Linked DNA regions of Homo sapiens: regions 2, 3 and 4 are each linked to region 1. Evidence: chromatin loops called from intact Hi-C (ENCODE). Cell type or tissue: Calu3. All regions are shown on one strand.

What was found. Hi-C counts contacts between places; a loop is a spot of excess contacts. Peaks named below come from ENCODE experiments on the same cell type or tissue, not always from the same donor. Only the 100,000 strongest peaks of a DNase experiment are listed, where the experiment ranks them.
Region 2: it touches region 1 in a loop (5-fold over the local background); 54 of 110 quality-filtered maps call a loop at or near these places.
Region 3: it touches region 1 in a loop (4-fold over the local background); 5 of 110 quality-filtered maps call a loop at or near these places.
Region 4: a loop joins it to region 1, with 9 times the contacts of the local background. A loop is called at or near these places in 29 of 110 quality-filtered maps.

Annotation. Positions count from the first base shown.
Region 1 is chrX:50,985,010-50,993,009 of GRCh38, forward strand. ASMER2 (adipocyte associated metabolic related lncRNA 2) reads left to right here. Exons shown (of 3, transcript XR_001755849.2): 3 at 7,115-7,204. Among named protein-coding and RNA genes, the nearest start is that of ASMER2, 9.9 kb to the left of the region's middle. In Calu3, no CTCF peak of the experiment used is centred here; a DNase peak (open chromatin) is centred at 3,852.
Region 2 is chrX:50,687,393-50,695,392 of GRCh38, forward strand. The region is part of intron 2 of SHROOM4 (shroom family member 4); the gene reads right to left. Among named protein-coding and RNA genes, the nearest start is that of SHROOM4, 120 kb to the right of the region's middle. In Calu3, CTCF peaks have their summits at 4,618 and 4,844; a DNase peak (open chromatin) is centred at 4,569.
Region 3 is chrX:50,918,011-50,926,010 of GRCh38, forward strand. No RefSeq gene overlaps it. Among named protein-coding and RNA genes, the nearest start is that of BMP15, 11 kb to the left of the region's middle. In Calu3, no CTCF peak of the experiment used is centred here; no DNase peak of the experiment used is centred here.
Region 4 is chrX:50,744,036-50,752,035 of GRCh38, forward strand. All of the region lies in intron 1 of SHROOM4 (shroom family member 4), which reads right to left. Among named protein-coding and RNA genes, the nearest start is that of SHROOM4, 66 kb to the right of the region's middle. In Calu3, a CTCF peak has its summit at 3,753 (motif pointing right); a DNase peak (open chromatin) is centred at 3,766.

The sequences.
Region 1 (8,000 bases):
ATCTAAAAGTAGAAACAACCCAAATGTTCAACGTAATGAATGGATAAATAAAATATGGTATAACCATACAATCAAATATCATTTGGCTGTAAAAAGGAATGAAGTACTGAGGCATAGTACAAGATGGATGAACCTTAAAATTACTATGTTTCACGAAAGAAGCCAGTCACAGAAAATCACATATATGGTGCCTTTCATGTGAAGTGTCAAGAATAAGCCAATCTACAGTCAGAAAATAGATTAGTAGTCACTGCTAGTGGCTGGAGGGCAGGGGGAATGGAGAGTGACTGCTAATGGGTATGAGCTTTCTTTATGGGGCGATGAAAATGTTACAAAATTGGTGGTGCTGATGATTGTAAAACTCTGTAAATATACTAAAAAACATAGAATCATAGACTATAAATGAATAAATTGTTTGGTATGTGAATCATATATCAAAGCACATGTTCTGATCAAAGTGGAAAACAATGAAATAAAAAGTTCCCTGGAGCAGAGTTCTGGAGCGGTGGGAGTTAAACAGGTAAATGTAATTCATATAAGTCTAAATTCCGGAAACCAGGACTGTGTCTTTTACATTGCTGCAGTGCACATGTTTAACAAAGTTCTGTATGTAGCCAATGTTAAAGACAATCACAGTAAAAAATGAAGAAAAGCTCTTGGAACCAAACCGTCCATCAATTTGCAACTATGTAGAAGAGAAGATGTTATGAAATCATGGAAGTCTCCAAGAGCCTTGACCTGTAAGAAGCTTGTAAAATTGAATTGTGCAGGTGCCTTGAGACTTGGTCAGAAACTTGCTCATTCCAGAGATTCCCTGGGGTTCAGATAGCTGACAACTACGCCTGGAGAAGTTAGACCTGTTCTAAATACCCTAGAGATTCTAGCACTCTTAAAACCATCTCCAGGCTCAGAATCTAACTAGAGAATTGCTGAACTAACTTGCTTTCCTTGAGGAGCTTCGGACTACTTAGAAGGGAATCAGGCTTGGGGTCAGTTTTTGAGACTAAAAGTCCTGAAATCTGTCTCTCCTGGAAACGCTAAGGGACATTTTTTAGTAATTTTTCTTCCAGTAAAATCCCAAAGTCTAATTTGAGTCCAAATCTTTGGGGTTCATCCAGAAGCAAATGGCTGCTAGGAACATAGACTGTTTGACTCCAGAGTGAGTAAATGTTAGATAGATTAAATCTTTACTTTATCTGGCTTTAGATTTGGTCTTGTATGAAACTGACAATAAAATAAGAAACATGGTTTAAACCATACAAATATCTGTCAAGAAGCTAGTGTGTCTCAAATCACTTTCACAAGGGTTAAAGATAAACCTGTAGCCATCTGATTTCTTTGCCAGTAGGAATGGGGTACTTGGTCATAGAATGAATATTATTTATATTTGCTTTCAAAACCCTTGATGGTTTAAAACATATACACTTTGTTTTGTAGGATAGATTACTTCCCACAAATGCTCATATGGAAGACTCTAAAACTAAATAGCATTTAAAGTGAATTCCATGAACCCTATTGATTTCCATTATGAAATCATAGATGGATTTCCATGGGAAGAATTCTCCTAAGTGACTGTTGAAAACTTTTGCAAAGGAAGATGCTATCATGGTGGTCATCTCTATGACCTACTGACCAGTGTAAAGAACACTGCTGGAACTTTGGTGCTACCAACTGTCAGCTATTAGTTATCTGCCCTTACTTAGAATTCAGTTAGGACCAAGCCAATCCAATTCATGTCTCCTCAAGGATTCTTACACATGCAGATAGTAAAATAATTTACTGTTTAATTAGGAAGGCCCTAGTTAGTATTCCTGGGGTTAAGCATTAACACAAAGGCTGCAAGATAATTTTTATTAAAAGGATACTATATTAGGCTACTGAAATGGCAAAGCAATGATTCTCAACTTTCAGAGGGCAAATTGAAAATACAGATTCTTGGGCCACACACTCAGAGCCACAGAGACAGTCAGATAATCCTAAAGCAAAGGACATCCAAGATTCTGCAGGCTCCTTGGATACATAATCCAGTACCTATATTCTCTTTGGAATGTGATAATATGGGATTCTATATATAACTAACAGCCTATAAATACTATACGCTGGGTACTGTCTACACACATTACATATATTAACTTAATCCTCACAGCAAAACTTTCAAGGAGATACTATTATTTTCATCCCCATTTTATAGATGAGAAAACTAAGGCAGAGGTTAAGTAACTTTCCCAGGGTCACTCTGCTGATAAAGTAGCAGTACTTAGATTTTAACAAATCATCATTTATTGCAGAAACTATGCTTAATCTGCTATGGGCTATAACACTTTGCTTTTCCTACACCATTCTTTTTTCTAGCTGTATCAGATTTTTTTAAATTGGCAGTTTTAAGAGTGTGCTAACAAGGTCAATCTCTGTGAAAGTCAGAGGAATGCTCTCTGCACTAATTAAGAGATAATCACAACTAATTTCTCCTGGCCTCAATAATACAGACATGGTCTGTCTGAATATTTGCATTCTTCCAGCCAATGTCCATGAATATAGTTTGGGCATCTATTCTCAGTTTGACAGTCTTGTGAAGGCAATATAGTCTATGCACCCAAAGACTGGCACAGAGTGGGTCATGGTTCTCTGGGGCTTCCTTTCATTTTCTGTGGAGATAGAGAGGAATGTATCCTCTGAAGACAGCTATGGGATTTCAACAAGAAAACACCTGACCAGAGACATTGAGAAGTATAACCTAGATTCATATTTATTTAATACCTCTTGAGTGCCTGCTGTATGGAGGTGCTAGGGTTATGGTAGGGAAGAAAACAGGCAACCCCCTGCCCTTGGGGATATCCTTATTTAATATTCAACATGTCTTTAAGTATTATTCTTATTAGAATTATAATCTTCCTTGAAATATGACCCTCCAAATTGCCTCAGTTTCCCCACAAGTAAAACAAAGGTGGGATTAAACTCCCTAGGTAAGCGGCCTCTGAGCCAGAGCTTAGTGTGTAGGAAGTTTATTGGGAGTGCTATCAGAACTGACACCTGTTGAGGAAGTAAAGAAGCAAGACTGGCTGGAGGGAGAGGCTGAACTGTGATACAGCCTCAACAAAGGCTGCAGATCACCTCATAGGGCCCTCTGGAATTGAGATGGTCATGCTAAATTGGAGTCAGGGGATCAGGGATAAGGTTTTTACACCATCCCCCCATAAGGCAGGTCATTGGTTAGTGCTGTCCTGTGCAAGACAGCTGTCTTCAAAGAATGGAAATTCCCAAAGAGCTATTTTCAGGCAGCACTTCCAGCAGCTAGGGGAAGAAGTTATTTAGTCCTCAAGGGGGATTTGGACGATACATCACAGCATCCATTACGGAAAGACTGGACTCTTATCTATGACACCCTGTCCAGATATCACATCCTACAATCTTATGACTGTAGGGGACTGGTAATGTCACTGCTGTCCACTCCGTCAAGTAGATATCCTAAGTGTAGTGAGTGCCCCTGTGGCAGTGTTGCCCTGGGATGCTGTTTCTTACATGGCTACCTGCTGCTCTGAATACCCAATAGACCTTGATTGGCAGGCCCAATCTCTCATCCTGCTTGAAGCTTACACTTGCACCTCATGAGCTCTGTGGGATCTTCAGAGTAGATGTCAGCGCTTTGAGTTCCATCACAGGCCTCTACAGACATAATCTGGGTGCAGCGACACCCTGCATAATCTTGTAAAGCAGGATTTTGCTAATTTTCTAGAGAGCTGAACCTGGCTTCTGTATTATGTTAATTAAAAGCATCCTGATTTATGAGAGTTGTAGGCAAAGGCATGCAATGGCTCAGGGATACACAATTTCTAACTTTGTGCTGCCACCTAATGGCCATCCAGCTGATGAGCAAAACAGAAGGCTGGGATATAATTAATTGAATACCCAAGAAAAGGAATCTTTAATGTGGGCTTCCCCTTCATCCCCCACTTGGAGATGAAGAAACATTCAAAGTTTCAGCTTAGGTTGTCTTAAAACCTGTCTCCATGAATCATTCCTTCCCTGGAAAGCCTTCTACCAATCTTTCAAGCCCTAACTCAGATGTCCTCTCTTTAAGAAGCCTTCCCAACCAACCCAGCAGTCAGCCTTTCCTCCTCTGGGCTGCCCTGGAATGGGGTATGTCCCTTTAGCATAGCCTGAATTGCACTTAGGTGAATTGCTTTGTGGTATATCTGACCAGGCTGAGCTCCAGTGAGGCAAGTTGTTGTGTTTTTGTTTTGTTTTTCTTGCTTCGTACATAGTATTTTCCCAAAGAGTGTTGTAGGTCTACACTAACCATTCATTTCACTCTACTTCTTGCTCTTTAAACTGTTTCTGGGTTTGTCATACAAATGCATGCTGGAAGTGATGAAAAAGTTGTCAAAGTAGTTTGCACTTTGTGACATTCTGTCCCTATTTCTCTTTCTCACTTCTGTCTCACATTAAGTTTTTAGAGAACTGCCTCACAGAGGCAGGCTTTCACTGTCCATGGGAACTTTTGTTTCATGACCCAATTGGGACACCCCTCTTTTACTTCATTGTGACTGCTGCCATTTGAAGAACAGACTGGAGTTCCCTCCACACTCCTTGCTTCTTAATATATATGCAATCATCTTTAGGAATATCAAGACCCTATTTTATAAAAACCCACCAAAACCCTATTTTGTAAAGCACTCTCACCATTCTGGTACCCAGCAGCCCACTGCCTGGGAACATCCAAATCTCTGGAATGCATTGAGTAACATGTTCAGTGTAGCCAGTGCTTCTGGTCCACCTAGCCTGACCCGTGGAATTCACTTACTAACTCACAGACATGCTCTACTCAGAACTCCCTATTTTCCTTCAATTAAGGCTACTGAGCCTACAACTTCCCCTCCTACCCAGCAGCGATGCCACTCCAGCTGTTAATCAGTGTTTGAAGAAACCATGGGCCAACCAAGAGGCCCTTCAGCACATCTTGAAGTCCGAGGGAGAGCATTCAAATGGAATCTGTTAACTGGCTCTTTCCTCCAATGCACAAATACCTTCCACTGTCTTTTTCACTTATGGATTCTGACCATTTAACAGGCACTTATCAGGTGCTCAATAAATGTTTGCTGAATAAGTGAATGAATCCATTTAGGCAGAAGATTTGAGGGTAATACCTGGAATGTTCATCAGAGAGCACCGTGGTCTTCGGGCTTTACCTGTTCAGCTGCATACATGTTAACCCCATGTACCTGAGGTAATGGAGATACAAAGCACCCAGACTGGCTTGAGAGAGTAAAGGAAATCTTCCAGAGCAGGTGATGGTAGAGCCCACCTTGGCAGCAAAGTGAGAGTTTTGCCAGGTAGACAAGGAGGGGAAGGAAGGAATGACAGGAACAGGGAAGCGGATGGGCAGGTAAGTGTAAGGAACCATGATGGGCTTCTTCCACCTGGTACATTCAGGAGACTATGAGTAGTCCAGGTTTTCTGGAGTGAGGTATAAAGTGACAGGGCAGGGGGAATGCTGAGAGATTTGACCAAATAGAGTCATGGTATTTTAAAAGCAAAAAGCCAAAAACATCACCGCCTGCTGAAAAATACACAAATGTTTTCCTCCAAACTTAGGGAAGAAAATCCAAATCCAGCCCCTGCCTCCCTCTCTGCCCTCAGCTGCCTCTTCCTGCTTCCTCTCTCATTCTGCTCCAGTCACAAAGGCTTCCCTGCTTGCCAGCTGGATTTCTAAAACCAAGAGAACCTCCTCTGGTCTCTAGCAGGCTCCACCATGGACTCAGACTAGATCTTTCTATGACCTTCAGAGTCTTCTTCCCCAATACCCGCTATCCTTTCTTGAAGCTCTCCTATACCATGTTTGTCTCAGGCCATATGAGCTACTACTCTTTTTACTATTTTTCCAGATAAACCCAGATGACTGGCAGCACACTAGTAATTTCACCCTCATTGTAGGTGAAATTCACCAAGGACCTTTTTAAAGGAGGAGAATGATCCTAGAACAAAATGTTTTGTGAGGTAGTGAGCTTCCCATCACCAGCGATGTTCCAGCAGAAGTTAAATGCCCGTTCCCAGGGAAGTTGTAGGAAGGAATCACTCACTGGGTGGGATCACATAGAGGACCTCTTAAGATTTTATTCTAACTGTACACAAACACCTAGACAGACATTATAATTTTATTAAAAGAAGGTGATATAGGTATCCCGTAATTAAGCAAAATATATAAAATGTAAATTTTTCAAATAAACAAATTTGAAGGACTGTATTTCATAAAAGGGATCCATTTGGGTGACTTTAACTAGAATCCTAAAATATTACAGGTAAAAGGGACTTTATTCACTTTGTTTTCTAAAACAAGAATTCTTTCTAATAGAACATTTTAGCACAATTACATTTGTTTAGAATTTGACCTGGTACATAGTAGGAGATAAATACATATTTGTTTAATGAATGCATAACCAAAGAAAAAATGTGATGTATATAACTTTTCAAAAATACAGCTATCGTTCCAAGTAAGATTCAAGTGTACAGTTTTGGCTGAGAGGACCTAGTTTGAGAAGTTGCTGTTGAGTGCAATAACAATAGTGAAAGGTGCTTGTTTTGTTTAATTTTGGTCTTGTTGTTTGGTCATTGTTGGAGAACAAAAGGTCAACAGTATTTTCTGGTGACAATTATATTCCTTTTAAAAATGTGGATCACCAGTAAAACTTCCAAAAGAAAACATCTTCACGTGTCCTTAGGTTATGTAAATGTCTATTGAGGTGCTCGAGAGGAGGCATGTTGTCTCACAGTTCCCTTATTCAGAATGTACCTGCCCCCACCCCTTATACATATGACCCACCCCAAGCCTCAGCTGCACTTCACCACCTGGTGAGTGGAGAGGGTGCCAGGCATGGTAAGCACAATCCCCACATGGCAAGCCCAGACAGTAAAGGTCAGATCTGTTGGGAGTGGCTGGGGGTTGAGATTATGAGGCTCATACCTATTTCTCTAAACTCAACACCCCAGTGGCCAATCTTTTCAAGAAATAGGAGGGAGAGCTTTGAATGGACTCTGGATTCATGAGGCAACTTTTAGGGTCCCTTAGAGACCCTTCCCTGTGGCCTCATCTTTTGCTCCCCCTATCCCTTTATCACAGGAATTGCTGCCTCTAATACTGGGATGGGATCTACATTTTCAAGGGACGGTTCCTGTTGCACCTGCTTTTTAAATGAAGCTGACTCTAGCATAATATCAGCTGCTTGGAAAAGAACACCAGTCTTCCATCAAATAAGCTGTCTTCGTTGCCTGGCACATTGACTTGTCAAGTTCCAAATGTCATGACCTGTGAAAACTTGAGACAACTACAAAGCAAATTAATGCCGGAGAAGTGGGCCCTAGGACTTCAGCAATTTGAGATTCTGATTACAAAAGACTGGAAAAGGAAAGACCCTTGGTAGTGCTCAACATGAACCAAAACACAAATAGACTCAGCATTTTTAATGTTTTAATGACTAGAAATGGAATCTTCACATATTGTAAAAAGTGAACAGAAAAGAAACATTAAATAAGAATAATGCATAATCTGCGATTTTTTTTTTTGAGACAGAGTTTTGCTCTTGTTGCCCAGGCTGGAATGCAATGGCGCGATCTTGGCTCACCACAACCTCCACCTCCCAGGTTCAAGCAATTCTCCTGCCTCAGCCTTCCCAAGCAGCTGGAATTATAGGCATGCGCCACCAAGCCCGGCTAATTTTGTATTTTTAGTAGAGATGGGTTTTCTCCATGTGGGTCAGGCTGGTCTCAAACTCCCGACCTCAGGTGATCCACCCACCTCGGCCTCCCAAAGTGCTGGGATTACAGGCGTGAGCCACCGCACCTGGCCTAATCTGGAATTTTTATTGTTTTGTGTTAATCTGTATTTTCAATGTTTGTATAATGTCCATGTGTTTGTAGTAATAAAATAATAAGGCATTTAAAACTATTTACTTTCAACCTTCACATCATTTTGTACTTATGTTACTTTGTAAGCAACTATGTCATTA
Region 2 (8,000 bases), 300 kb before region 1:
GACCATAGTTTACCCCACCTCTGTTTTATATTATTATTTTAATTTTTCTCTCTCTTGCCTTTCCAGGACTTCTCTAACACTGTGCCAACTGTAAACATCTTCCTATCCCTGGTATATTAATACATGGTAGGACAACTTCAGTTTTAACAAGTTTCAACAGTTGTAACCCCTTCCATTTAATTATAGATGGCAGGAGTATTATGACAACAACAAAGACAGGACAGCTAGGGAGGCTGGCAGGTGGCCTAGACAAGGCTCAAAGATATGGCAGTTCCTTTTCATAATCTTAATGCTGGTCCAGGATCTAGATACCAGGTTCATATAATAAAAACTAGATTTTTTGCTTTTTGATCAGTGTACCCAAAATTGATCAGTTATTTAAAAACAGTCTTTCAAATATCCATAATCATAATAAACTGAATGGAATGTCATATGCCAATTTAAGTGACCACGAGAAATATAACTATCAAGAAAACCAGTTACTCATAGTTCCTACTTCCCTACATAAGGATGTGTAAAAAAAAAAAACTCCTGAGTCCTTCCTATGTGTCATAGAGTGTACTAGGTGCTGAGAACGCAACAATGAACAAGCAGCCCCTGTCCTCATGGTTCTAGTCTAAGGGTCATTTTTTTTTCCTCTATAGAGCCAAATAAATATTTTAGGCTTTTTGTGTCACACAGTCTGCCACAACTCAATTTTGCCATTTTAGTATGAAAGAAGCATAGATAGTACATAAATCAATAGGTTCCAATAAAACTTTATTTATGGACACTTACATTTGAGTTTCATATAATTTCACATATCATGAAATACGATTCTTTTTTCCACCAACCATTTAAAATATATACATATATGTATGTATGTGTGTATATATATATCAAAGAGATATCTATACCCCATATCTATTGCAGCAGTATCCAGCTGAGATATAAAATCAATCTAAGTGTTCAAAAACAGATGAATGGATAAAGAAAATGTGGTATATATACACAATGGAGTGTTATTCAGCCATAAAAAGAATGAAATCCTGTCATTTGCAGCAACATGGAGGACGTTATGTTAAGTGAAATAAGCCAGGAACAGAAAGTTGAACACCACATGTTCTCACTCATATGTGGAAGCTAAAAATATTGATCTCATAGAAGTAAAGAGTAGAACAGAGGTTACTAGAGGGTGAGAAGGTAGGGGGAAGGGAGGGATATACAGAGATTTGTTAAATAATACAAAATGGCAAAATTGAGTTGTGGCAGACTGTGTGACACAAAAAGCCTAAAATATTTATTTGGCTCTATAGAGGAAAAAAAATGACCCTTAGACTAGAACCATGAGGACAGGGGCTGCTTGTTCATTGTTGCGTTCTCAGCACCTAGTACACTCTATGACACATAGGAAGGACTCAGGAGTTTTTTTTTTTACACATCCTCATGTAGGGAAGTAGGAACTATGAGTAACTGGTTTTCTTGATAGTTATATTTTTCGTGGTCACTTAAATTGGCATATGACATTCCATTCAGTTTATTATGATTATGGATATTTGAAAGACTGTTTTTAAATAACTGATCAATTTTGGGTACACTGATCAAAAAGCAAAAAATCTAGTTTTTATTATATGAACCTGGTATCTAGATCCTGGACCAGCATTAAGATTAATGTATTATATATTTTCAAATAACTAGAAGAAAGGATATTGAATGTTCCCAACATAAAGAAATGATAAATGTTTGAGATAATAGATATGCTAATTACTGTGATCTGATCACTATACATTGCACATTGGAAAACCACTATGTACCCCATAAATACGTACTATGTATCAGTTAAAATAAATTAAAAAATGGAAGTGAAAGAATAACCTGGAGGCTGATAAATGACATTGGTAAGGAAATGAGAGTGATAATCCCTGCTTGTCTGAGCTTCAAAAATGAAGGGAATCTTACATGAGGGTGGAGGAATGATGGTTCGGAAGTTGTCTATGGAGAGCATGGCTAAACCAGAATATGTCAATATACTGTACATTCAATTGTATCTTGCCTTTTTGTAAGAAAAAGTAATACAGTACCCTAAGACTTTACCCACATCATCAAAAATTACTTGTGTTCATTTTCTCTGTCTGTACATTTTTGTAATTTCCTCCATACACAACCTCTTTCTTTCATGCATATTTCTTAAGGGCATTCCTGATTGCTTATGAGTTTGTTCCCATTACGAATGACATAAATTTCTCCATATAGCTTCTAATTGATTACTGTGGTCTATTGTTACCTTTAAATTTGTTACTCTTTGACTTCTCCTTTGAACTGGTTGTAACACTTTACGTTTTCCTCATTAATGAGTGAAATACAATCTTTAACATGTTCATTTTTTGTCTACGTAAGAATCAAAATTTTGCCTTTTAAAAATTATTTTAATACTTGTAATGAATTGTTACTGTCCTATACTATTGAATTAGATTTCATAGAATTCCATGTATATATTTTGCATCTAAATTCACAAATTGGATAGAATATTCTTTCTTAGAGCAGTCTGTCAGGTTTTGGTATCAGAGTAATGCTAGCTTCAAAAACAATGTGAATAATTCTGCAACATTTTCAATACTATAACATACTTATAGAATTAAACGTGGCTATTTCTAGAAAATTTGAAGGAATTCACAGATAAAAATATCTGTCCCTTAAAGCCCTAAAGTATTTTTAGATGTCCCTAAAGTATTTTTGGAAGTTTCTCTTTGATAATTGTTTTCGAAGTTTCTACTGTTACATGTCCATTTAGTTTTCAACTTCTCAATAATTTCTGGCATTTAATATTTTATTAGATATTTTTAAGTTCTCTGAGATTTTCAAATATATTAAGGTACAATTATAGTAGTGCGCCTTTAATTTAAAAAATCTTTCTTTGTTGTTGTATTCCATTTGTCATTTAAATTTTATTGGTAATTCATCTTTGTTTTCTTGATTAAATTTGCTAAAGGCTTATCTATTTAATTCATCCCTCTGAAAAGAAACCTAGTCCTTGGTTTCATATTATATTGAATTATTAGTCATTTAATTTCATTCTTCATTTTTAATAATAAAATATTTAAGGTTATGAATTTACTTCTGAATATTCTCAAAGTTTTGGTAAGTCATGATCTCATTTTTATTATTGTTTGTTAGTCTGCTAGTGTTTCTTTGTGCTAATATTCACATATAAATGTGATCTAAAATATTCAAGTAATTGAAGACTTTAAAATTTGTTTTTAAATTGTAAACATTGTACATTATCATCAGATATTTCTACTCTTAAGCGTGTGTAGGCTGGGCTTGGTGGCTCATGCCTGTAATCCCAGCACTTTGGGAGGCCAAGGCGGGCAGATCACTTGAGGTCAGGAGTTCAAGACCAGCCTGGCCAACATGGTGAAGCCCTGTCTCTACTAAAAATGCAAAAATTATCTGGGTGTGGTGGTGCACGCCTGTAGTCCCAGCTACTTGGGAGGCTGAGGCAGGAGAATTGCTTGAACCCAGGAGGCGGAGGTTATAGTGAGCCAAGATCGTGCCACTGCACTCTAGCCTGGGCAACAAAGCAAGACTCTATCTCAAAAAAAGAGTTTGCAAAGCTTTTCTTTGTGACATACATATGATCATTTAAAAATATTATCTCAATATTTGAAGAGACAATATGCAGTCTATAAACAATTTTCAAAATGTATTAATTGGATCTAATGAATTGTTTTTCAAATCTTCTAAGTACTTTATTTTGGTCTACTTTATTGTCAATTAAATTATGTTAAACTCTCCCATACAGAAGTTTCTATCACTTTTTGTATAGCTGACAGTTTTTTCTTTATATATTTGGATGCCATGTTTTTTGCAAAAAAAAAATGGTTCATAAATATAATATCTTCAATACGGTTTGTATCATCAATCAATATAAAATGAATATCTTGGGATCAACATGGTTGTGTGGTCATTGTTCCTGATTTTTTTTTCCTAATAGAGAAGTGACATGCTCAAATACCTATTTGGAGAATGGATTGATTAGGAAAAAGTGAGACTGAAAGCTGAGAAGCCAGTGGGAAGGCTCTTAGAATAGTCCAGGTGAGAAATCATGAGTGGCTGGATTAAGACAAAGGCAACCAAGAGGTCTATGTAGACTTGGAATTAATTGAATTGGGTGAGAGAGGAGTTGAGGGTGACACCTACATTTCTGATTTAGCTGACCATTATCTAGACAGCAATATAGGAAGAAGAGCTGGGTTGGCTTTTCAGAATTGGCCATGTTCTAAAGTTCCTTCTGTTTATATTCATCCCAAAAGGACTCAAGCCCAGACCTAAAGCTAAGTGTTGGATCTTTGTCAGCTGATTGTTTACTCAAACCAAAGTCTTTCTACCTGTATAAAACACTAGGCTGAATATTCACAAATTTTAGGGTAATCACACTTCTTTTACGTGTTAAGAGCTCTTTCATAAAGTTGACGAAAAATTTGGACTGAACGAGAGGGAATTAATTTCCTATACCGTGCCCAAGGTAGTCCACATGTGAAGGTTAAGTTTTCCACAAGAGGGCAGCATCACCTAATAAATTATGTCATTGTAAGCCTTCACCAATAGGGGCTGAGATGGGGAGGCTAAAAGGGTAGAAAATACAGGTTCCGGGAGCCATAGGACCTGCCACACCATGAAAACCAAAGGGCCCTGCTAGTCCAAGCCCATAATTATAGCCACTCCTAAGTGACTGATAGTGGCAGATGTTGCTACAGTATGAGGAAAGAGGACATGGAACTCACCCTGGCGAGATGAGTGGGTGAAACACCTGAACACTCTCATTCTTGTGACTGGCTCAGAAGACACTCTAGATAGTGTTCACACTCCCTCTAAGTTGCTGGTGTCTCTGTACAACCAGCATCTCACAGGGGCCTTTATTTCTTATTCAGATCATTGCCACCCCTAATGATTCCTTAGCACATCATTCTCTGCAGGTTAGGCTGCAAAGCACACCACCATTCTGATGCTCTCCCAATTTAACAATGTTTGTTTATTCCAATTATGCTTCTTTTAGACCCTAAGGAAACAAATGGGAATGAAATTCACTGACAACCCATTATGTGACAGTCATTTTACATAAATTATCTTATTTAATCATCACAATAATGCCATTATATAGGAATTATTATTTGTCATATAAGAGACCTAGGAAGTTGCAAACATGGGAATATCTAACTCCAAAACAAAAACGCTTCCAAATTCACCAAATTACCCCTCCAAGAAGCCTTATTTAAGACCTAAATCTTGACCAATCCAAGATTTAATCAGTGATAATGTATCTATTATATAAGGCATTACTTAACATGTCACCTCCTATCCATGTACATGGGCAGGTATGGATTAATCTTAGGTACCAGCAGGTAATAGAAGTCAGTGGGATCCTACATAACCTCATTCTTCCTAGGTCCAAAGCCTTTCTCCTTAAATATTCTCTCTTCAGGATAAATCATTTGGATATAGAACATGAGGATAATGGAATAATTAAAGATGGCTTCTGTGTTTCTGACTTGGTTGGCTGAGTACATACATAGTGGTCCTGGTCATAGATAGCGATCTTGGGAGAAGATGATGATGTGTTAGGTTTGGGGCATGTTGTGTTTGCAATATCTCTGACACATTTAAGTATAAATGTCTAATAGGAAGTTGGTTATATGGTCTGGAGCATAGGAGATATAGAAAATAAATTGAAGCTATAGGGCTGGGTGAGATTTTCCAGGGTACATTAAGTTAAAAATGGTGGAACTATGGGAAACACCAACATTTAAGGAATGGTCAGAGGAAGAGCAGGTAGTAAAGAGCCTGGTTTTTAAAAAATGGACAGGGATGTAGGAAAATAACAAGGAAACTGACTATCTTGAAAGTAAGAGGTTTGGCCGGGCGCAGTGCCTTATGCCTGTAATCCCAGCACTTTGGGAGGCTGCGGCAGGGGGATCACTTGAGGTCCGAAGTTCGCAACCAGCCTGGCCAACATGGTGAAACTCCGTCTCTACTAAAAATACAAAAATTAGCCAGGCATGGTGGTACATGCCTGTAATCCAGTTACTCAGCAGGCTGAGGCAGGGGAATTGTTTGAACCTGGGAGGCGGAGGTTGCAGTTAGCCGAGATCATGCCACTGCACTCCAGCCTGGGCGACAGAGCAAAACTCCATTTCAAAAAAAAAAAAAGTAAGAGCTTTTTTTTTTTTTATTAACACGTAACAGTTATACATATTTTGGGGGTACATGTATCATTCTGATACATACATATAATGTGTAATAATGAAATTAGGAAAATTGGGATATCCATCACTTCAAACATTTATCTTTTCTTTATGTTGAGAACATATGAATTCTTCTCTACTAGCTATTTTGAAATATACAATAGATTGTTAACTATAGTTACCCTACCAAACTATTGAACACTAGATCTTATTCATTCTATCTAACTGTATTTTTATACCCATCATCAACCTCTCTTCAACCTCCCCACTTCCCAGCCTCTAGCAACCACCAGTCTACTCTCTATCTCCATGAGATCCCTCTTTTCAGCCTTTACATATGAGTGAGAACATGTAATATTTGTCTTTCTGGGCCTGCCTTATTTTACTTAATGACCTCCAGTTACATCTGCGTTGCTGTAAATGACAGGATTTCATTCTTTTTATGGCTGAATCGTATTCCATTGTATATATATTCCCCATTTTCCTTATCCATTCATCTACTGATGGATTAGGTTGATTCCATATCTTGTTTATTGTGAATAGTGCTGCAATAAACATGGGGGTGCAGATATCTCTTTTATATGATTTCCTTTCTTCTGAATATGTACCCAGCAGGGGACTGCTAGGTCATATGATAATTCTATTTTCAGTTTTTTGCTAAACCTCCATACTGTTTTCTATGGTGGCTGTACTATTTCACACTCCTACCAACAGTGTACCAGGATTCCCCATTTTCCCACATCCTTACCAGCATCTGTTTTTTTTTTTTTAATAAAAACCATTTTAACTGGAGTGAGATAATATCTCATTGTGGTTTTTAATTTCCCTGAAGATTAGTGATGTTGAGCATTTTTTCATATGCCTGTTGGCCATTTGTGTGTCTTCTTTTAAGAAATGTCTATTCAGGTCTTTGCCCATTTTTAAGTTGGATTTTTTTTTTTTTTTTTTTTTTTTTTTTGCTATTGAGTTGCTGTGTGAGATTTTTGGTATTGAGTTTCATAAAGGAAGGTGGGGGCAAAATCTAGAGCTATAATGTTAAATGCCATATATGATGAATATGAAAAATAACCCATTGACTTTGACAATTAGGCAATAATTTGTAGCTTTTGACAGAGTAGTTTCAGTGGAGTTCTGAGGGTCAAATTCTGGCTGCAGAGGGTGGAAAGCTAAATGGCAGGTGGAGAAGTGGAGATAGTGACTATAGACTCTTCCTTTGAGACTGAGTATGAACAAAAGGAGAAAGACGGGGCAGGAGCCAGAGGGAGAAGTGAGATTGTGGGAAGATGCAAGATGGAAAAACTTAGGTGTGTATATACGATAAAGAAAAAAAAAAACAATAGAAAGGGAGAAGGCTGAGCTCCAATAATACAAAGCAAAGGCGCAGCAGCAAAATGAAAGAAAAGCCATGTGGAAAGTTCACCAATAGGCAGATGCTTTTGGTGGTAGCAGAATGACTGTGCCCAAATATGTCCTTCCCTTCCTTCTGCTTATGCCACTGCACTTACCTGCAATGTCTTCCTCTTCTGATGGTTTATTTTTCAAATTATACTCACCCTTTAGCTTAAATTCCACTTCCTCTATGAAGTCTTACCCTATCAATACCTTCTGCAGTGATCTCTTTCTCTAACAGCAATTTTTGTCTGAACAATCCATTTGATAATCACACACAAGGCTTTATTGCCTTCTTTAAAAATATACTGCTACTTAGTCACATGTGTATATTTTGTCCCCTGCTAGACTGTGCAATCCTCAAGGAAAGGGTTTCTAAGAGTTTGCTAC
Region 3 (8,000 bases), 67 kb before region 1:
CCTGCCCAATTGCTCTTGACTAGTCTTATGGCAATTCTCATGGGATGGGACTGATTTAGGGTAGGTATGTGTGTTTGTCAAATCCCTACGTTTCTTACCTATTCATTGTAAACTAACTCCTTTTACCACTCCCTTCAAAAGCTGGTTCCAACTAGGCTGAATATCTTGCAAGTGTATAAATGCAAATTTTATTCTTGTGACTGAGGAGCTATTCCTTAACATCAGTTTGCCTGTCTACCTTCTTTACTGTATCCTTAAGAATCAACTCAGGCATTTCTCATCTTCTCAATGTCCCCTTGACATACCAGCCTCAGGTGTGTATTAAGTTTCCTATGTATTCAGACCTCACAAAGCTAGGAGATCATGACTTATTGAAAATCCCTAAGATCCAAGATGCTAAACTTAGGATCTGGTCTTATAACCAAGGTCCATCTTCAGCTAGACTGAATATTTTGCAAGTCTCTAGGTGTCCCTCTGTGTTCATATAGCACTTTATACCTGCCTTTAATACGCTCTAGTATATATGTCTATTCTTACAAAAACACGGAGCCCCTTTTGAGTTTCAACTGCATCTTACCCTTTTCTATATTATAAGAGCCTGGCATCTAGTAGGTCCTTAATGAATACAAACACTCAATTATGACATTTTTTTGTGAGTGATGCATTCTTCCTGACATGGAACATCTCAATTTTCACATATTTTATTTTTCCATGGGAATCAATGTAATATAAAATAGTTTGTGTATCAAGTAAGATGATTATTATATCCTACTATTTCAAAATCATGATTTAAATTATAATAGAATGTAATAGCTATGTTAAGTAAGGCAGTTCTTGTAATCATTATATATGCTGCAGATTTATCTGGGAGGGGAACTATGGGCTTCCAGTCTAGCCATTTCTCCAGCCTACTTGGGGTAGGCACAAATATCTAACAGGCCTGAAGATGGACCTCGATTATAGGACCAGATCCTGAGTTCAGCATCTTTGTTCTTAGGGATTTTCAGAAAGTCATGATCTCCTAGCCTTGTGAGTGCTGAATACATAGGAAACTTAATCTGTTTATGGAAGGTTCAGGATTAATTGGCCCTATTATCCATTAAGCCCTGAGTTATCAGAATACCCAAGAAAAACACTGGCAGGATGGGGTTACTTAGGATGATGTTATGGATTCTTCCTTTGAAATATTGCTTCAGTTCAGTACTTTTTCTCAAATCCAAAGTTAGAGTTCTATACCTCAAACCTTCCTCTGAGAGGAAGAATACATGCTTGCTAGTGGAGGAGGGTGCGTGGGTGGGGGTGGGGCCTGTCTGCCCATGTAGGTGGGGAGAAATGGTTACTTGATCTGGAAAGGGAAAGTAGGAAGCAAGTCCACATAGTCCCAACAATCCCAATGAGTAAGCTGGAACTTCATTTAATGTATGGGTGCAAAAGGAGCAGGAGCAGGCATTTAAACTTGTGTCTGATCGTGGATCTCTTTTGCATTTACCTTGGTAGTATGTCACAACCAATTCTGGGCAAAGTTGGGAAGCAGGCAGAACTTCAGTTACACAAACTATTTGGCCTAATCTTGTAAAACATTTCATGTCTTCAGTTAATTCTCCCAAGAGCACTATGAAGTAGGAGGTATTAGTCTTATTTTCTAAAAACTGCCTCATTGAGGTGTAATTTACCATAAAAGCTACTATTTAAGGTGTACAATTCAGTGGTTTTTAGTATATTCACAGACTTGTGTAAATATCACCACAATCTAATTTCACCACAAAAGAAACCTCATGCCTTTTAGTGGTCAATCCCCATTCCCCCAACCTTTACCAACAGCTCCTGACAACCACTAGTCTACTTTCTTTTTCTCTGGATTATGGACATTTAAATAAATAGAATCACATGATATTTAGTTTTTGTAACTGGCTGCTTTAGTATGTTTTCAAGATTCACCTGTGTTATAGCATATATCCATACTTTGTTTCTTTTTGTTACTGAATAATATTCTATTGTAGGATATACCAAACCTTTATCCATCAATCTGATGGAAGTTCAAGTTTCTATGTTTTGACTATTATGAATAATCTTGCCATGAATGTTCATGAGAAGTTTTTGTGTAGACACATATTTTCATTCCTCTTGTGTATACACCTAGGAGTAGAAATGGTATATCATATGGTATATTTAACATTTTAAGGAACTGCAAAACTATTTTCCAAAGTGGCTGCACTCTTTTATAATCCAGCAATGTATGAGAGTACCAATTTCTCCACATCCTCATCAACAGTCATTATTGTCTGTGTTTTATATTCTAGCCATATTGGTGGAAGTGAAATGGTGCCTCCTTGTGGTTTTGATTTGCATTTCCCTAAGGATTAATGATGTGGAGCATCTTTTCATGTGCTTATTGGCAACTGGCACATCATCTTTGGATAAATGTCTATTCAAACCATTTGCCCAGTTTAAAATTGTGTTGTCTCTTGTTGTGTTGTAAAAGTTCTTCATATGTTTTGGATATTAATCTCTTATCAGAGCTATGATACACAAATATTTTCTGATTCTGTGGATTATTTAACTTTCTTGATGGTGTTCTTTGAACACAAAAGTTTTTAATTTGGAAGAAGCCCTGTTTATCTATTTTTATCTATTGCTGCTTGTGCTTCTGGTATCATTGGAGAAAAATCGAATAATCCAAGTGTCATGAAAATTTACGCCTATGTTTTTTTCTAAGTGTTTTCTAGTTTTAGCTGTTATATTTAGGTTTTAAATCTATTTTAGTTAATTTTTGCATACTGTGTGAGGTAAAAGTCCAACTTCATTCTTTTGCATGTGGTTATATAGTTGTCCTGGCATCATTTATTGAAAAGATTAATCTTTCTCCATTGTCTTGGCACATGTGTAAAAAATGACCATAAATATAAGTTTATTTCTGTACTCTCAAGTTTATTCCATTGATCCATATGTCTATTATGCCAGGACAATACTGTCTTTATAATTGTAGATATGTCGTAAGTTGTGAAATTGGAAAGTGTTGGCTGGGAGTGGTGGTTCACACCTGTAATCTCAGCACTTAAGGAGGCCAAGACAGGTAGATCACTTGAGGCCAGGAGTTCAAGACCAGCCTGGACAACATGGTGAAACTTTGTCTCTACTTAAAAAAAAAAATACAAAAATTAGCCGAGTATGGTGGCGCACAACTGTAATCCCAGCTACTGGGGAGGCTGAGGCATGAGAATGGCTTGAACCTGGGAGGCAGAGGTTGCAGTGAGCTGAGATCATGCCACTGCACTTTAGCCTGGGTAATGGAGTGAGACCCTGTCTCAAAAACAAAAACAAAACAAAAAAATTGGAAAGTGTGATTCTTCCAAATATTTTATTCTTTAGCAAGATTGTTTTGGCTATTCTGAGTCACTTGTATTTCCATATTAATTTTAGGGTCAACTCTTCAATTTCTACAAAAATACCAGCCGGATTTCTTTGATGGGGGCTACATTGAATCTACTGACAAATTTGAATAGTATTGCCATTTTGACGTTAAGTCTTCTGATCTGTAAACATGAGACATCTTTTTATTTAGGGACTCTAACTTTTTCAATGATGTTTTAACATTTTCAGTAGATGTCTTACTTAAATTTATTCCTAAGCTTTTAAAATTATTTTTGATGATATTATAAATGGAATTGTTTTCTACATTTTGTTAAATCAGACTGTTTATTACTAATTTGTAGAAATACAATTCATTTTTTTGTGTTGAATTTATACCCTGCAGACCTGCTGAACTCATTTATTACATCTAATAGTTTGTGTAGATTTCTTAGGATTTTCTGTAAACAAGTTTATATCATCTGGGAATGTGGATAGTTTTACTTTCTTTCTTTCCAAACTAGATACCTTTTATTCTTGCCTAATTGCTTTGGCTAGAACTTCCAATACAACATTGAATAGAAGTTGTGAGAGCAGACATTCTTTTCTTGTTCTTGATCTTGAGTGAAAGCATTCAGTCTTTCATCATTAATTATGATGTTAGCTGTGGTTTACTATAGATATGTGACTAATACTTACTTTAAAGTTACAGTAATCAAGGTATTGTAGTATTGGGGAAAGAATAAACACATAGATCAATGGAACAGAATAGAAAACCCAAAAAATAGATCCACACAAATGCAGTCAATTAATCTTTGACAAAGGAGCAAAGGCAATTCAACAGATAAAGAGTAATTTTTTCAACAAATAGTGCTAGAACAAAAACAAATCTAGACAAAGACCTTATACTTTCAATAAGAGTTTATTGAAAATTGATCATAGATATAAATGTCAAACACAAACTATAAAACTTCTAGAAGATAACATAGGAGAAAATATAAATAACTTTGAGTTATGTGATGACTTTTCTGAGACAAAACCAAAAGCATTATCTAAAAAAGCAAAAATAAGTTGGGCTTTGTTAAAATTAAAGCTTCTGTTGTGTGAAAGACTGTTAAGAATATGAAAAGATAAGCCACAGACTGAAAAAAAATTGCAAAACATATTAGATAAGGGGCTTGTATCTAAAATATACAAAGAACTCTGAAAACTCAACAGTAAGAAAATCAATTAAAAATGGGGAAAACATATGAACAAACACCTCAAAAAATAAAAGGCATGGGCTGGGCACAGTGGCTCACGCCTGTAATCCCAGCACTTTGGGAGGCTGAGGTGGGTGGATCACGAGGTCAGGAGTTCAAGACCAGCCTGGCCAATATGGTGAAACCCCGTCTCTACTAAAAATACAAAAATTAGCCGGGCATGGTGGCACGCATCTGTAGTCCCAGCTAATCGGGAGGCTGAGGCAGAAGAATCACTGGAACCCAGGAAGTGGAGGTGGCAGTGAGCCAAGATCATGCCACTGCACTCCAGCCTACATGACAGAGTGAGACTCCATCTCAAAAAAAAGGCATATATGTGGCAATAAGCATATGAAAAGATGCTCAACAACATATATCATTAAAACAATGAGGTACCACTGCACACCTATTAGACTAGCTAAAACCCAAAATACTGATATCAAATGATGGTGAGGATATGGAGAAACAGGAACTCTCATTCATTGCTGGTGGGAATACAAAATGGTGTAGCCACTCTGGCAGACAGTCTGGCAGTTTTATAAAACTACAGTCTCATCATACAATCTGGCAATCACATTTCTTGATACTTATTTGAGTTAAACTTATGTTCATACAAAAACCTGCGCACAAATGTTTATAGCAGATTTATTCATAATTGCCAAAACTTGGAAGTAACCAAGATATTCTTTAATGGGTAAATGAAAAACAAACTGTGGTACATGTATACAATGGGATATAATTCAGCAATAAAAAGAAAATGGCTATCAAGCCATGAGAAGATATAGAAGAGCCTTGACTGGATATTGCTAAATGGAAGAAGCCAGTTTGAAAAGGCTATATACTGTATGGTTCCGTTCATATGACATTCAGAGAAAAGGCAAAACTATAAAAGATCAATGGTTTCCATGGGTTTGCTGGGAGGGAGGCGTGGAGCATGGGGCATATTTAGGGCAGTGAAACTCTTCTGCATGATTCCATAATAGATTCATGTTATGTATTTGTCAAGACCCATAGAACTGTACAACTGAAAGAATGAACACTAATGTAAACTATGGCCTTCAGTTAATAATGTGTCAATACTGGTTCATCAATTATAACAAATGTGCCACACCAGTGAAAAATGTTAATAACAGGAGAAAGCTGAAAGATGTGTTGGGGAGAAAAAGGTATATGGGAATGCTCTGTACTTTTAAGTTTTTATTCTTAAATTGACAAAGTTGCATGCAATATACCATGTACAACATGACTTGAAATATACACCGTGGAAGAACTAAATCAAGCTAATTTAACATGTGTTACCGGCCAGGTGCGGTGGCTCATGCCTGTAATCCCAGCACTTTGGGAGGCCGAGGCGGGTGGATCATGAGGTCAGGAGTTTGAGACCAGCCTGGCCCACATGGTGAAACCCCGTCTCTACTGAAAAATACAAAAAATTAGCCGGGCATGGTGGCACGCACCTGTAATCCCAGCTACTTGGGAGGCCGAGGCAGGAGAATCACTTGAACCAGGGAGGCAGAGGTTGCAGTGAGCCGAGATCATGCCATTGCACTCCAGCCTGGGTGACAGAGTGAGACTCCATCTCAAAAATGAAAAATAAAAAAAAATAAAAAAAAATATGTATTACCTCACGTAATACTTTTGTGGTGAGAATACAAAATCTCTTAGCATTTTCAAGAATACAATGTATTGCTATTAACTATAGTCAGCATGTTATGGACTAGATCTCCTAAAATTACTGCTATCTAACTGAAATTTTTTATTCTTTGTTCAACACCTCCCACCCCAGCTGCTGGTAACCACTATTTTATTCTCTGTTTCTGTAAGTTCAACTCCTTTTTTAGATTCCATGTGTAAGTGAGATCATGCAGTATTTGGCTTTCTTACCTGGCTCATTTCACTGAGCATAATGTCCTCCATCCTCCAGGTTCATCTGCATTATCACAAATGACGAGATTTCTTTTTTATGGCTGAATAGTATTCCACTGTGTATATATATCACATTTTCTTTTTTTTATATTATACTTTAAGTTCTGGGGTACATGTGCAGAATGTGCAGGTTTGTTACATATGTATACATATGCCATGGTGGTTTGCTGCACCCATCAACCCATCATCTACATTAGGTATTTCTCCTAATGCTATCCCTCCCCTAGCCCCCCACCCCCAAACAGGCCTCAGTGTGTGATGTTCCCCTCCCTGTGTCCATGTGTTCTCATTGTTCAACTCCCACTTATGAGTGAGAACATGCAGTGTTTGGTTTTCTGTTCTTGTGTTACCTTGCTGAGAATGATGGTGTCCAGCTTCATCCATGTCCCTGCGAAGGACATGAACTCATTCTTTTTTTATGGCTGCATAGTATTCCATGGTGTATATGTGCCACATTTTCTTTATCCAGTCTATCATTGATGGGCATTTGGTTTGGTTCCAAGTCTTTGCTATTGTGAACAGTGCCACAATAAACATACGTGTGCATGTGTCTTTATAATAGAATGATTTATAATCCTTTGGGTATATACCCAGTAATGGGATTGCTGGGTCAAATGGTATTTCTAGTTCTGGATCCTTGAGGAATTGCCACACTGTCTTCTACAATGGTTGAACTAATTTACACTCCCACCAACAGTGTAAAAGCATTCCTATTTCTCCACATCCTCTACAGCATCTGTTGTTGAAAAAAGGTTAAAGCATATACCACATTTTCTTTATCTATTCATCCATTGATGGACACTTGGGTTGATTCCATATTTTGGCTACTGTGAATAATACTGCAATAAATATGGGAGCGCAGATATCTCTTGAACATATTGAGTTCATTTCATTTGGATATATATCCAGTAGTGGAATTTTTGGATCATATGGTAGTTCTCTTTTTAATCTTTTGAGGAACCACCATACTATTTTCCATAATGAGTGTAATAATTTACATTCCCACCAACAGTGTGCAAGGGTTACTTTTTGTCCACATCCTTGTCAACACTTTATCCTTTGTCTTTTAAAAAAAATATTGTAAATTGAAAATTGATTGCTGCATATATTTATGGGGTACAACATGGTATAATTTATAAATATAACATGAAATGATTAAATCCAGCTAATTAGCATCTCTATGATCACAAATACCACTTTTTGTGGTGAAAACATTAAATTTACTCTCCTAGAAATTTTGAAATGTACAGTACCATGCATAGTGAATATTAACTTTATTAACTATACTTTATTAAATATATTCACCATGCTGTGCAATAGATCTCAAACACCTTATTTCTTTTGCCTGATATTTTGTAGCCTTTGACTATCATCTCTCCAGCATCCCCACCCCTGAGTCTCGGTAACCACCATTCTACTTTGTATCTATGAGTTCAATTGTTTTAGATTCTACATACAAGTGAAATCACATGGTGTTTGTCTTTC
Region 4 (8,000 bases), 240 kb before region 1:
TCCCTTTGGCTTTGAATTTCAGCATTTTGACTATGATATGTCTAGGTATGGATCTGTTTGAGTTTATCTTACTTGGAGCTCACTGATCTTCTTTGATGTTTAGATTAATGTCTTTCATCATATTTGGGGATTTTAAGCCATAATTTCTGTGACTACATTTCTGCCTTTTTCTCTTCTCCCCTTCTGGTACTCTCATTACATATATGTTGATATGTTTGTTTCCCACACATATATGAAGCTCTGTTCATTTTTCTTCCTTCTGTTTTTCTTTCTCTATTAATCTGTCTTCTGCTTCAGTAATCTCTCTTCTGCCTCTTCTGCCATGATATAAAATATTGTTGGCCTTAAGAATTTTTGTTTTGCTTATTTTATTTTCAAGTCCAGAATTTGCATGTGGTTCTTTTTAAAAAATAAGTTCTATCACTTCATTGATATTCTTTATTTGATGAGTTGTTATCATCACACTTTCCTTTAGTTCATAAAACACAGTTTTCTTTAGTTTTTTGGATATATTTATAATAGCTGCTTTAAAGTCCTTGTCTGTCACGTACAACATCTGAGCTCCCTCAAAGGTGATTTATATTGCCTATTTCCTGTCCATGGTCACACTTAACTTATTTTTTGGCAATGCTCATAATTTTTGTTGAAAATTTGACATTTTAAATAATGTATTGTAGTAACTCTGAATTCTGTTTACCTATCCCACCCCCATAACCTGGGCTTTGTTTTTGTTTCTGCTTTTTCTCTATTTCTCTTCAGTGTCTTGCCTGGACTAATTCTCTCTGAAGTCTATTTCATCTGTAGTGTACAGTCTCTGATGTCATGTTCATTTCTCTTCTTGTTTTACTTTTAAGTCTGGCTTTCTAGGAGTCATCTTATATCAAAAGGTCACAGGTTTTTCTTAAGTTCCTAGATCCAGTAAAGCTTCTATCTTTTGCCAATGTATCTTTGTATGGATTGGGGAATGCTTTCATACTTCAGGAAGTCTTTAATTTTATCCTGCATTCAAATAGGGTTTAGCAGCTCATAAATATCATATCTCTGGTAGCTCCCACACAGGTTTAGCCTAGTGTGTGTGTACAGCCTTCCAGACCAATAGACAAATGTGATCTTAGCAGGGCATTTTTAAACTCTTTCCACAGGTCTCTCTCTGAAATGTCTGGCTGGTCTTTTTTCTTCTAGCTGCTACTAATATGTAATTCTCTAATATTCACTACTATAATCTCTGCTGTTTTCAACAATAACTTTAGGCATGAATTCCTTCATGCTCTGTTCTAAAGTCAGTCAGTCCCCATAGGCTATGTTACTATTTGGAGCTGGATGAGGAGAGAATGATATGGCAGCCTGCTTCTTCTACAGTGACATCTCTGCTCTATGAGCCCCCTGAAGTCCTTGTCTGACAAAAACAAAAAAACAAAAAAAAAACTGGGCCCTCGACTTGGGAGTGGGGAAATAGGAGCCCTGGTCTTCTCCAACTGCCATTCACAGTTTGCTGCAACTGTCTAGGGTAGTGCCTTCATCTTAAGAGTGGGAACTGAGCACGGAATGGGAACCCCCAATCTTCTTGTTTTTTGTGGCCAAGAATAAATCTTGTACAACAGAGAACTGGAGATGGAAGAATGAGAGTCACTAGCAGCCTGATCATTCTGGAATGAAACTATAGCTCTATAATCAACAGCTGGTAAGAAAGAGACCCCCTGTTTTCTCGGTTGTACTCACCTGGAATAAATCTTCTGCAACATAAAGTTGGGAGGAGGAATGGAAGCAGTTCCTTGCTCAAATGCCAATTGTTCTTACCAAGGTTCCATAGATTTTTCTTAAATAAGTGATTCTCAATTTGTTGCATGACCTTGAGCCAGTTTCCAGATACTTTGAATGGTTGTTTTACATCATCTTCTACCATTTTAATGGTTGTTTTACTGGTGAGAGGGTTTGTTGAGCTCTTCACACTAGAAGTTGGTCTGTCACAATTGTTAATTCAACACATGTTTAGCACACACCTACTATGTACTAGGTGTTATATACACTGGATTTGTTTGAATTAACAGATTTATTAATGTATAGTTGATATACATTAAACTGCACATATTTAAAGTATACAATTTGATTATCTTTGACATATGTACCTTCTATTACTATAATCAAGATGGTGAACTTACCCATTAATCCCAAAAGATTTCTTGTGCCCTTTGTATTGCCACCCAGTTTTCTCTGTCCCCCTCCCTCTGGTAACCATTAATTAGCTTCTGTCACTATAGATTAGTTTTTGCACCTGTTTTTAATTTACAAAGCTGATTGGTGGTGAAGTTTCTCTTTTACCAGGGGACCACCCTCAGCCCAATTGCTCTTTTCTTATGAGCAGAACATTTTTAGAGATTTTCTTTTTGCCTCTAGGTCAAAATTACTCAAGAGAAAACAAAGAATCCAGCCACCGCCATCTCTGCAAAGGGAGTTTTAGTAACCAGCTCACCAGATTCCCAAGTATATGTTTCCAGACCTCCAAAAAAGGCAACAGCATTTCACTCCTGTTTGAGTTGGTAAATTCAAGTCCTTGCATTTAAGGAGTTATAGGCTACAGTGTAAGAAAAGCCTTAGGATTCTTCCCTTACAGTGGAGAAGGGTTGAGAAGTCACCAGGGTTCTTCTCACTGTCTTTGCTTAGGTACCAGCAAGGGCTATTAAGCAACCCAATGTTTTCCCATTGTCCTTCACATGAATGATTATAAACTCCCAGCACAGTCTGAGGGACTCAGGGTGGTCCAGTTTCTACAGAGACCCAGGAATTGAATCCCCAAACTATACACATGCTATTACTTCTTTCACTCTTCAAGAGGAAAATGATATGGCAACTCCAGCAGGCTTAGCTGTTATCAACTAGAACTGATCCTAAGAGCAATGATTTATTGCTTGCCTACCATATATCAAGCACTGGGCTAGGTGGTATAGAATTGTTAATCTCATTTATAATACAACCAATCCACAAAGTTGGTACAATTTTTTCCCATTGTACACAAGGGAAAGCTGAGGTAAAAGGAGGTGAAAGGACTTGTCCCAGATCATATTCATAGTGACTAGCACAGGAGAAACTGAAACTCAGATCTGACACTTAGGTTACCCTCTATCCACTGTACTATAATGTCAGATTGCTAAGCTTAGGGATTTCCCTCCACATCCCAAAAGCCTCTCATAAGAGGAGAATTCCAACTATATGGCTTTTCATCTGTGTGGCAATAAATGCCACCTGGGACCCTGTATTTTTATTGCTTTTATACAAGCCTATATCACTCTGTCAGACGAATTAAAAGTGCTAATTCACATAAATGCCCCTCTTCAAAAAGAGCATGGGAAATATCCAGAAAACCCATGAATGAATTCAGAATCAGGCTGTGACTTTGACTGTTTACATGACAGCGAACCACAAATGCTGGATTACATTCCAAGCATCTGTGTTTAGCACCTTGGAATCTTGTAATATTAAAAAAAAGTTCTGACAAATAGCTATCCATGGAATGTAGAACTCTAACTCAGTTATGCTGTGTCAGAAATTGGCGAAGATGCTTACTGCAATATTTTTACAAGGGCTATCTTACAAAATTGAGGCCAGTATGCCATCTTCCAGTTTGTGCTGCATCTCATGCAGGTTTGTCATTCATTAAAAGGCTACAAAGAGATTAAATGGAATAGGGCTACTTGGCTCAAACAAGAAAGAATTCAAGTTTAAAGCAGTTACTGACTCTCCTCAGTAGAGGGCAGTGGTGGGCAGGGCAAGACTGGCAGGAGGAGAAGGGGGGAACATTAATTTCTGTGGTGTACCCACTAAGTGCTCAGATACAGTGCTTAATGCTTTACAGACAGTATCTCATGAATCATGGGTATTACCCTATAAAGGAAGGATTATTAGCACCATTTTAGCCTCAAAGAGGTTAAATGAATTGAACGCAGATCTGGTGCCATCTAGTTCAACTATTCCATGCTGTTGCCTGAAAAGTACTGCTTTATTCTAAAGTGTCAAAACTGGAAGCTTATACTGATGAACTGAAAGAGGAGACTCTCCTAGGATAGAGTAGGTCCCATATATGATAGTATCCTGAAAGATCGAGGCTGGCTGGAACAATGGAAAACATTTAACAAAGATAACATGTAAAAATTATAAACTTCAGAGCCAGTGACAAGGTGGAAATGATCTACAAGAAGTGGTTCAGAGGATTGGAAAACTGACATATGGGGAACAGTTGAGAGACTTGGAGAAGATTAGACCAGGATGCCTGGCACTAGGGAGGTGTTCATACATGTTGGAAAAACTGAATGTAGAAAATATCATGAGAAACCTAACATTGTCTTTTAACTACCTAAAGGGCAATTAGTTATCAAGAAGGTACATACTGTTTTGTGTGGTTCCAAAGGCTAGGACCTAGATCAGCTGGAGGGAGATTTTAGTTTCTTAAAAGGAATAATCTACTAAAAAACATAAAACTCTAAGAGAGAGAGAGCAACTCAAAACTGACATGAGTTGCTGTGTGAGATTCAGTTGTAAAGATGACCTCCAGGAACCCTTCCAACTCCAGGAAGTTCAGATTTTGTGCTGATTAAGACTCCCGGGATGGCTTCTTTACTCTTGTCAAGTGATGTTCTTAAAACTTTCCAAGAAAGAACTAGTTGGTCCCCCATACTTAGGAGCCAAAGTATTCAGACCATTAGAATTAACTCTCCTAAGAGGACCTTATCCACACATCTCCAAAGAAATTATAGGAGAAATTCTGAGACTGCCTCACAAGAGGGAGCCATTGCTGTTCCACTGGAATCTGTATATTGGACCAATTAAAGACTACAAATGTACCTTTTATTCAAAGAAACAAATAAACATAGTCAAAAAGTTTAGCCATTTCATTAAAGATGCTGGGCCCAGTGGCTCACACCTGTAATCCCAGCACTTTGGGAGGCCAAGGCTGGTGGATTGCTTGAGCTCTGCAGTTCAAGACCAGCCCGGGCAACATGGTGAAACCCCACCTCTACAAAAAATCCAAAAAAATAGCTGAGTATGGTGGTGCACACCTGTAGTCCCAACTACTGGGGAGGCTGAGGTGGGAGGATTGCTTGAGCCCAGGAGATGGAGGCTGCAGTGAGCCGTGATCACACCATTGCACTTCAGCGTGGGTGCCACAGTGAGATCCTGTGTCAAAAAACAATACAAATAAAAAGAGAAGAGGCCACTGAAATACACACTTATAAAATATGATACCAAATAAAGCCTAATGATGATGGAATCTAAAGAATCTAACCCTAGCCATATCAGAATAAATAAGTCAGTCACTCACTCATCAGCATTTCCCTGGTTCATCTTATTATATGCCGGGCTTTGTTCTGACTAATGGAGATAACAGAGAGAAGTTAGAAACAATTACCACCTTTAAAAGGGTCACAGTTTAGTAGTAGAGAGATATCTTCATAGATAATTTACTCCCTGTATAGAGCAATGGGAGGATAGAGATCTATACAACAGGCTGTAGAACCACAGAAGTAGTAGGGATGGAATGAAGGAAAGGTTATACAGAGAATATATCATTTGAGCTAGACCTTAAAAAATAGATGAGAGTTCACCATGTAGAAAGAGGAAGGGTACATTCTAGCAAAGGGTACAACATGTGCAAAGAAAAAGAGGTAGGGAAGATCTTGGGATATTTAAGAAAGATAGTTTGTCAGGTATGGGTTGGCTAGGGCATAAGATGTATGAGAAAGTGGTGAATCAATTTCTTCATATTCTTGCTATGGAGAGATTCTCTCTAAAATGGCATGTTCAGCAAGCTTACCAACTGCTGATACCCTGAACTGGCTTCCACTGATGACCGCAGACTGGGCTGTGCGCTTGCCACTAGAAATCTGGTTTTTAGAAGACCTCCATCTACTATCTCTCTCTTGAGGGTTACCAAAGCCACAGTGAACTGGAATTGGACAACAGGGAAGCTTCTTGAGGACCTCAACTTGACCATAGCCACCAACACAAGAGGACAGACATCTCATTATCTTGGCCTCTTCCAGGTGGCACTTCTAGGAATGGAATGATTGATATAGAGGTCTTTGCTATAAGCTATGCCCAGATCTTCTTACCATGAAATCCTGAGACCACAAAAGAATGCCATATGTGCCAGCTCACCTGGCCAACATCAGTTACTAAAGGCCCATGCGTTTCCAGCAGGAAGTGTCCAAAGGGCTTCAGTCAGGAATCCTTACTCCTATTATTTTTTTGATACGGAGTCTCACTCTGTTGCCCAGGCTGGAGTGCTGTGGCGCAATCTCAGCTCACTGCAACCTTCGCCGCCTGGGTTCAAGTGATTCTCATGCCTCAGCCTCCCCCGAGTAGCTGGGATTACAGGCGACTGCCACCACACCTGGCTAATTTTTGTATTTTTAGTAGAGATGGGGTTTCACCATGTTGGCCGGGCTGCTCTCGAACTCCTGACCTCAGGTGATCCACTCGCCTCGGCCTCCCAAAGTGCTGGGATTACAGGCGTGAGCCACTGTGCCTGGTCCCTTCCTACTATTATGACAGACCCTTCCTAAAGGGATGAACTTCTGAATTTGCGGGTAGCCTCCTTCTTAAAATGTTCAATGATCTCCTGTTTCTGCTGCTATGCTTCTCCTGAAGCAGCCAAAATTCCAAATCATTTCTAGCAGTAGATCTGCATTGACCTCAGCTGATTTTAAGACCTATATGGGAAGCAATCTTATTTATAATATTTATCATCCTTCATCATCCTCAAGCAAACGATCAGAGTGGGAAATGCTAGAAAGTAGTACAGTGCTGGGCATTTAATAAAAGTTCTCTAACCATAGCTTGATTAAGGTTGTCCTAAAATGGGCCACTAGAAGATGCTGGCCATTAAGATTTGACAAAACATTAACGTATCACTTAATATGTCACTCCATATTCAACAATAGGAGTTTGTCTTGCTCAGTAAAAATGGGATGAAATTACAAGGCTTGCCTTCACCATCTTTAACTCAAGGTTTCATAAAGACATACATATAGAAAATGCATTTTTAAAAGCAGTATTAACTTACACCTATCTTTATTCTTTTTTGTTAGGACAGTTAGTTTTGTCAAGAGCTATGAAACAATGATAGAATCCTACCACTCTAATCGAACTCATGGAGTCTATGCCAAAGAGAGTCCACAATGTAGATGAACCCATGTGATACTACCACTTTGGTCAACTGTGAAATTATTGCTCCTAGGGTGATGTGACAATAAAACAACAAAACAATGGAAGCTTTATCTTCCAGAACTATCAAGGCATTGAATCCTCAGCTATAGCTCCTGGGGGAACAACAGAGAACTAGTATTTCTTCACCTACCAGTAGAACTCAGACATAGCCTTGTCAAAATGGTGTTTCTCTATCACTAGGGCAAAAAAATATTAGCTAAGGAGCTAATGACATTCTGTACGTCAGGAAGATCTGGGGCTCACTGTCAGATATTTCGTCCTTTGTGGGGAAGGTTTCTATAATAATGGTATTTTGCAACATGGGGCTGTGTTGTTGACAGCTCCTTGTCTACATTTCTTACTATCCATCATGACACTGACCAACACCATCAGGGAAATACAAGATCTGCTCTGACCTTAGAACTGTTCCTGATCATGCAAAATACATTCTGTCCTGACTTCATATTAGCAGTGTTTAATTATAATTAATACAGTTATTTCTTTGTTACTTGAGAGTACAAGTCATGTGTTTCTAGCTAAACAGTAAGATCTAAGACAGTAGTATAGGGCAGTGGGAAGAATACACTTTGGAGTAAGACATTTCCAAGTTTGAACCCCACTCCCGAGCTAGCTATGTAAGTCACATAAGTTCTGTGAGTTTTAGTCCCCTCATCTATAAAGTGGGTAAGATGCTATCTTGACCTACAGGATGGCCCTAAGAATATGTAACGTGCCTGGCACATTTCTGTAAATGAAAGTTACTTTCCCCTTTCCTCTGTACCATATCTGCATCTGATAAT